Linked DNA regions of Homo sapiens: region 2 is linked to region 1. The links are chromatin contacts, found by Hi-C or POLR2A ChIA-PET in ENCODE. All regions are on one chromosome and are shown on one strand. Each heading gives the region's core, a stretch centred on a gene start or an enhancer-like site at or near the end of the contact. The rest is flanking DNA. Distances are from core to core; before and after follow the strand shown. Region 1 has its middle 120 kb from the start of MTAP. Region 2 has its middle 200 kb from the start of CDKN2B.

The links. A loop is a pair of places that touch in the nucleus more often than their neighbours do. ChIA-PET counts read pairs that join two places held with the same protein, here RNA polymerase II (POLR2A). Pooled maps may share reads with other maps.
Region 2: a map of MCF 10A shows a loop between it and region 1 (6-fold over the local background). The contact joins two enhancer-like sites. A Hi-C loop is called at or near these places in 1 of 168 maps with a recorded cell type or tissue (MCF 10A) and 5 of 50 pooled maps. POLR2A ChIA-PET finds 5 or more read pairs at or near these places in 1 of 52 experiments (MCF 10A).

Annotation. Positions count from the first base shown.
Region 1 is chr9:21,682,948-21,686,571 of GRCh38, forward strand. No RefSeq gene overlaps it. Among named protein-coding and RNA genes, the nearest start is that of MTAP, 120 kb to the right of the region's middle. RefSeq lists an enhancer at 1,538-2,737. Within about 2 kb of position 1,989, at least 7 of the 41 ENCODE cell types and tissues checked have a DNase peak (open chromatin) inside an H3K27ac peak, as active enhancers do.
Region 2 is chr9:22,208,321-22,211,992 of GRCh38, forward strand. No RefSeq gene overlaps it. Among named protein-coding and RNA genes, the nearest start is that of CDKN2B, 200 kb to the left of the region's middle. Within about 2 kb of position 2,136, at least 5 of the 41 ENCODE cell types and tissues checked have a DNase peak (open chromatin) inside an H3K27ac peak, as active enhancers do.

The DNA of each region.
Region 1 (3,624 bases), core at 739-3,238:
TTTTCGTGAAACCAGAAGGACTTTCTTCTATTTCACCCCACTCCCTTACTAATGGTTCTCACTTAATGTTTGTTGAGTGAAACCTAATACTCAGACATGCTCTTTTCAAATGAGCTCAATAGCAGATGTCTGTTCAAATCCCTTAGGTAATTAGAAGTAGAAATGGTTGGAAATTTCCCAATTGACTATGAGTAATAGTGAGGCCATCTGGGTAATATATAAACCCATTCACACCAATTCTTCTCCAAATGCCCCAGAAGCATTATTACTTAGCAGAGCAGGCCAAAGAAGGTTAACCGGCTGCTTTAAAGGAAAGGTGGGGAAAGAGGAGCTTTGCTCTAACATGGTCAGGTCATTCTACTGCCAGTACCATCCTGGAAGGGTCTGGTTTCAACAGGTGTCAGTCCAGGGACTATTACAAAGAAGGAAACGGAAAAATAGGGCAGCACACACTTTTTAAAAAGTCTTTCCTTATTTATTCGTAAGTTGAAAGGAGAGAGTGATGGCAGAATGTGAGTGTAGTATATTAAGATATGAAATACAACAGCTGAATGAGTAGAGTGTTTTCACTGTTCTGGTAAGAATGAAATACATGGGTATATTCAAACTAAATGCTCTTATATATGCATTTCAAACTGGTATTGCTCAATATAAAGATATATGATGAAATGATAAAATTCATGCCAATAATTTAAATTAAAATCTTCTTTATTTAGAACATTAAATAGCAAATAAAACACCATAAGAAGCTGAAGAGGGTCTGTCAAAGGAAGACCACCAATCTACCACCAGGAGTCGATTTCAGTTCCCCTAAATATCCAAGCATGAGGGAATGCTGGCAATGTGAACGTTCAATGGTAAAGTATCTGAGGATTTTGCAGATGCAGGTTGTCAAACTCATCATTAATGGAAGTAATCAAGAGCTCTAAGCATCCTTTTTCTTTTCCATAAGTTCCAGGGTGCATGTGCATACATTCTAAATGCTGGTCTGTTAAACCGATGTGCAAATTTTCAAGGACTATGCCAAAAGATAATAGCAGCAAGCCCACATTCAAATGCTGGAGAAAAGGAATGGGCTCATGACAATGAGCAAGTTAGATAATGCTTACAAATCACACTCGGGAGGCATTTTCTTCATGTTCACAGAATCTGTAAAATCCCTTTGCAGCAGAGTATGGCATGTTTTATTTTTTTCTTTTTCCAAGTTAGGTAACAAGTTTAGAATATATCTAAAATTTATTGGATACTAATTGTGTCCTAGGGTCTCTGTTTAGAACATTTATTTGCACTGTCTTATTTAATCCTTACAACAAGCTTATGAGGAAAATTTCATTATTACTCTATGTATTACATGAGGAAGCTGAAGATTAAGGAAGTCAACCGTCAATAGCCATGTAGCTATTAAGTGGGCCTCTGAGATTCTAGAACAGATCAATCTGACTCCAGACTCCTTTACCACACACTGCATTATTTGATAAGAACGTAAGGGAGTTGCCCAGAGCATCTAATCTCAAACCTATCTCTATTAATTCCAAAGTCCTTTATTTTTCCATGCCCACATTCTCCTCTATATTGAATCTTGTAGTGGATTTTATTAAATGAAGTGTGGATTTTCCCTCTCTAAGAATGTCTACAGTGAAGTTATTTACCACAAGATGGTTTTCATCCAGACAGAGGTATATCTAACACGAATAAATATTTTCTGAGCATTTACCATCTGCCCCACACTACAGTAACACTGTCGAGTTCACTGAAATGAACCTGATGGCTTCTGTGATTCCAGGCAGCAACATGTTTCTCTAAATCCAATGAAAATAGGAACTTATAACATCTTCAGCTTACATATTTACTGTTAACACGAAGGGGGAAATAAAATGATTTCATTTCCCTTTCGCTGTTTGAGGAGCAGTAAAGCCCAGCTTCTTGACTTTGAGTCATACACCTTGAATGGTAGGTTGGGCAAACTGGTGGTCACCTTCAGGTCCCAACCTGTAGAGCAACCCACCTTGGAAAGCCTCATCATTCAGGGAGGTAAGTGTGCCAGGCTCCACAAACCTGGACTTGCTGGTGAAAAGTCTCTCCAGCCAAGAACAGCACAGCCAGGAAAGGGTAGTGGGAGGTAGAAAGCAAGCTCAGAGCTGGCAAGTGGACAGAATGAGTCACCTCTTTGATGTGGAGTGGTTATTCCAAACACAGCAAAGGTGAGCAAGCATTTCCTTCCTCTGACTACCCTAACTACAGCGGCAACAGCCCCTTAATGTAGGAAACTGAGTCACAGGCTAGGAAGGTTTCAGAGATGCAGGAGGAAAATTGCTAGACTATACTGTAATACCAATCTTACTAAGATAAATTTAGTGTCAGCCTGGTAAAATATCATTCTGCCTTATTTGCATAAACTAATTTTCCCTTGTTTCCACAACCTTTCCTCATTGCTCCCTATTCTTAGTAGGGATGCCAGTTAAGAAATGTACACATAGAGCAAGACCTTTCAGCAGAATTAACTCTTTAAAGGAATCAGTGAATGTGAGTGAAAAGAAGACTGGGATTGTCTTATTAAGAGAATGAAAACGCCGTAAAAAAAAAAAGGTTGTTAAACCCACTGGTGGTTCTGGGAGTGGCTGGTTCTTTCATAAGAACAGTTTGGTATACTGGGTCATGCTAGAATTCGCCTGCCTCAGCCTAAATGGATTGAGTCCATTTGCAGAAAACAGAGGAAAAGTACGCTGTTTCCACTGGTTTCAACTTGGAGCAGGATTGTCTGTTGGTGTCTCAGCATGGGGCCTTCTTCACTCTCCCTGGAAGCAAGGCCCAGAAACATAAAGGCTATGTTTTCTAGACTCCTTGTAAGTAGTGCTCTGATTTAGGGTCTTCTAACGAGAGACACTTGCACGAGAAGGTGGAAGAGAAGGCACTGTTATTGCTCTGGAGTTAGTGAGCAGGTACAGGGTCACTGGCAGATAGCAGATCTGAGGTTTTGCCAGTGACTTTTGGGGGTCTGCCTGAAAATCACCTACTTAGGTGCTTCAGACAACTGAGACAGGTGATGAAGGTCCCCTGCAACTCCTGCCTTACCTGATTTCCTGAATACTTGTGGCAGTTTCCCTGATTTTCTTGTCTTACAATGTTTTGTAAACCCTAAATTAAATTTCCTGATTGAATAGCTAAAGAGGTTTCTGTTTTAGACTAAACCCTACTTGTCACATACTTCGAAGGGGCAAAGAATATATCCAAATAATTCACCTTTCATAAATTATTAAGAATCTATTTTTATGTAAGAATTCATCTTTTTCAAACGTTTATATTTTCATTATGTACCAATTCTTGTGGCAATGACTTACAAAATTTACTATGGAGTCATGAAATGTATTTCATGCTTCTCATGACATCTGTTGTATATTAACATATGTTCATCTATCCTATGTCCTTGAAGAGTGCTATATGTTTGGTCTGTTCTTATGTCAGAGAACACAAAAATACACACACCCACAACCTGAATTTTAGTTTGTAAATTTAGTGGCTTTGTCTGAAGCTTTTCTGAGCAAAGAGTAGAAGGAGAGAGAGAAATGACCTGAATTCTTAAGAATAGCATCCAAAATTTTGACTCATATAGGCCAGAGTAAAGGG
Region 2 (3,672 bases), core at 886-3,385, 530 kb after region 1:
ATCTTTGTTCTTAGCACTTTGCAGACATAGGGTGTACACAAACTCATAAGATATGGACTCTGCCATGGAAGATGGGAGGACATGCTGTTTGAATACATCAATAAATAAGAAATAGTTTCATGCTGTTTTTGTTCAGTATGTATTTAATGATAGGTTTTACTATTTCTTTGATGTGTGTGAAGCTTCTATTACTTTCTGAGAATTTTGTTTACTGAGTCAAATTTTCTGCCTAGAGGCCTTAAGCTGCTGTGACAGACATGTTGAAATTTTTATAATGCGTGAATAGAGTATCAGTGTTGAGGCTCAGTGCAGTGCATTTGAGAACATTGTTTTTTCTGTAAGGAAACAACTTGCTATCACTCTGACCTAGGCAACAGATTTACAGATGCACTTAGGAAATCTAGTGATCTTTACTATCTGCTATCTCTAAATGTGACTGAATTGCATTGAATAAATATTTACTGAGAGTCTACTAAGAAGAGCCTCCAAGATTCTGCATTAGATTTGTACAGAAGTCGCTGTAACATGCTAGGAGAGCCATCAGAGGAGACAGAAGCAAACTCATGGTGGTAAGAGGATGCAGGAGTCTGTGGTGGCTGTGGTCTTAGGAATATTTCAGGGTATCAAGGAAGTAAGCTAATGAATAATTTCTGAAAGGGCTTTGAATACTTGGCTGGCAATGGCAAGTTACATATGACCAACCTAATTATCACTTTGCTTCTCATCCAATAATGAGTCAGTGTCTGTCTGGTGAGGTTCTGACACACCCAAAGTGCTCTGCCAGCAGATATATGAAACTCTGAAGAATAGTCTTCATATGATCTTTGGTTGTGATATGATTAGGAGGGAGTAGTCTGAATTGTGGGGCTCCCTGAAGTCTTCAAGCAGGGTTCTGGTCCGCAAGTTCTCTCCTGGAAGGTGGGAGGGGTCCTGAGGGGTCATGATCTATTCAAGCCCCCATCCAACCCCCACATCACTAAACATTCCCATTTGTGTCTTCTGGTGCTTCATGTTACATATGAAGTACAAAGACCATTGAATACTTTCACTTTCATTTTGGAAATCCTATCTATTGAGGGTAGGAAATGTGGTTTCTAGGGTTTGTTGACCATTTGGTTACAATTTGGGATTGCAACTGACTTGCAGGATTTCAGACAATGCAAAGGCAAAGTCTAGTCTATTCCTGGAAGAAAAATCATGGGATGGGGAGACCTTTTTTATCTATGCCACTTTTTAACCTTTTTTTGGAGGTACTGGCAGTTATAGCCACATAATTCTATTAGGCCATCGATGGCTGGGTCTAGATCTGTGACTTTCAAATTAGGTCTTAATAGGGTTGGAATAGGGTTATAGTGGTGTCCATTGTAAATTGGTTCCTAAAATTTTATTTATGTCCCATCTACTCCTTTAACAAATATGCCTTAAGCACTTACTATGTGAGGGACTCTGTGTTAATTCTTGTCAAGAGATATAAAAATGTATAGTCTTGGCCGGCGCGGTGGCTCACGCCTGTAATCCCAGCACTTTGGTAGGCCAAGGTGGGTGGGTCACGAGGTCAGGAGATCAAAACCATCCTGGCTAACACGGTGAAACCCCGTCTCTACTAAAAATACAAAAAATTAGCCGGGCATGGTGGTGGGCACCTGTAGTCCCAGCTACTCGGGAGGCTGAGGCAGGAGAATGGTGTGAACCCGGGAGGCGGAGCTTGTAGTGAGCCTAGACTGTGCCACTACACTCCAGCCTGGGCGACAAAATGAGACTCCATCTCAAAAAAAGAAAAAAAAAAGTGTAGTCTTGCATGCCTCTTTATCACCTGTCAAGGGTGATAAGTTTAAAACAATTTTTTTCCTCTGGGATTTGAAGATTTTCTCCTGTTTCTTTTCTTCACTATTTCTTAAGATGAGAGTCTCTATGTCCTGTGAATATGTAATAAGCAAAGAACAAAAGTAGTTTTCTGACCTTTAACTGTTTCAGAATAGTTTTGAATATATTAGTTAAAATAGCATAATATTATGTCTTCAACATGAATACAATATCTTAAATTTCATGAAACATGGCACACACTTGTTCTGTGTAGTAACTGTAATAAGGCAGACATCGTTAAATGCCCTATTTTGTAGATGGTGACTCAGAGGTCAAGTAATTTCATTATGACTGGCCAAGTGGCAGAACCTGAACTGGAAAGGGGAGTGTGGTGCCCTTTCCATTGCTTTACATTTCCTTGTAAATGTCAAGAGCAGCTGAATGTTAGTATTCTTTTCAAACTGCAAAGTGACTTTTCAGCAATTGGGGTTGTTGTTTGAAATGTTTTTGAATGGCTTGTCTTCTATCTTTCCCTCATAGGAAAAGAAAAATACGACACATAGCCATGATTGAAGACGTGTACCTTCATCTGAGAAGACATCTGCAAATATTCTGGTCACTATTAAACTATATCCAATTTTTAAGTTGTTTATTTTTAAGTGAGGGCTGTTTTTATAGATAAAGTTTAAAAAGTCTGGCATTGTTGACATATATTTTACATTAACCTTTGCTTTTGGAAGAACCAGATATTCCCAATGTTAGTGTAATCGATCGTATTTTTTTGATTGTTATGTGGCAGTTGCATGTATTACGTTTTTAAGTTGTCATAATAACCTGGTGAGAGAAGTACTATTATTATTTGACTTTTGTAGATGAGAAAATTGAGAGACAGAAAAGTTAAGTGACTTGCCCAAGTTTATACAGCTAGCAAGTAGAAAAACTGAGATTTAAACTCGGGATGGACTTGTTCCAGAGCCCATGTTTTTAACCACAGCATTATACTGACCCGTCTTGGCACTGCACTGATGAGGTGTGTGATCTTTCTTAGGTCACCTAATGGTTTTGGTTTTCAGATTCATTTATGAGAAGGAGAATGCATGGGATAATTTATTTTCTGAGCAGTATTCCTTGTATGCTTACATGCCTTTATTTAGTCCTCACAAGAACCCTAGACATAGATAGAATTATTATCATCCTTATGTTACATATGGGAAAATTAGAACTTAGAGAGTTCAAGTAACTGCTAAAGGTGACATAATCGGTGTAAGAACTGGGAATCACCGCCAAGATTTCAATCACTATGCTTTACTGTCTTTCCTTTTTAGGGGCTTATGCTGCCGTCAAATTCTTTACATTGAATCCTGGCTTTTTATTTTAGAGTCATAATGGCAATATGTTTGTTTCATAAAACCTTTCATTTAGAATTCATCCAAGAAGTGACTTAGTCTACTTATGGCTGCAAATACTGGGGAGCCATTAGCACAGTGACAGCAATCTTAACAATGAAACATTGTGCTATTAATATTATATTATTATTTTTTTGAGGAGTCACATGTGTAGCAAACAGGATGTAACCGGACATGTCAGGCAAGCTGTTGCTAACCCTGAAGACTACAAGGGATTAAATTCTCATTATTCCTCAGAGTTAGTCCCCAAATATCTGTGTATGTTCAGTTTCTTCAGTTTGGCAGGAAGTTTTAAAGAACTAAACAGCATGCCCTTCCGCCTGTGGCATATTCATAAGCTATTTTTGGGTGAGTCATCGGAATTCTGTGGTTTGTATCCTGAAGGGGGAGAGGAGACACTGTATGTTTAGCCTTTTTTTTTTTTTTTGAAACAGCTAGTTGAAAAAAAAATTCTTTGATAAAA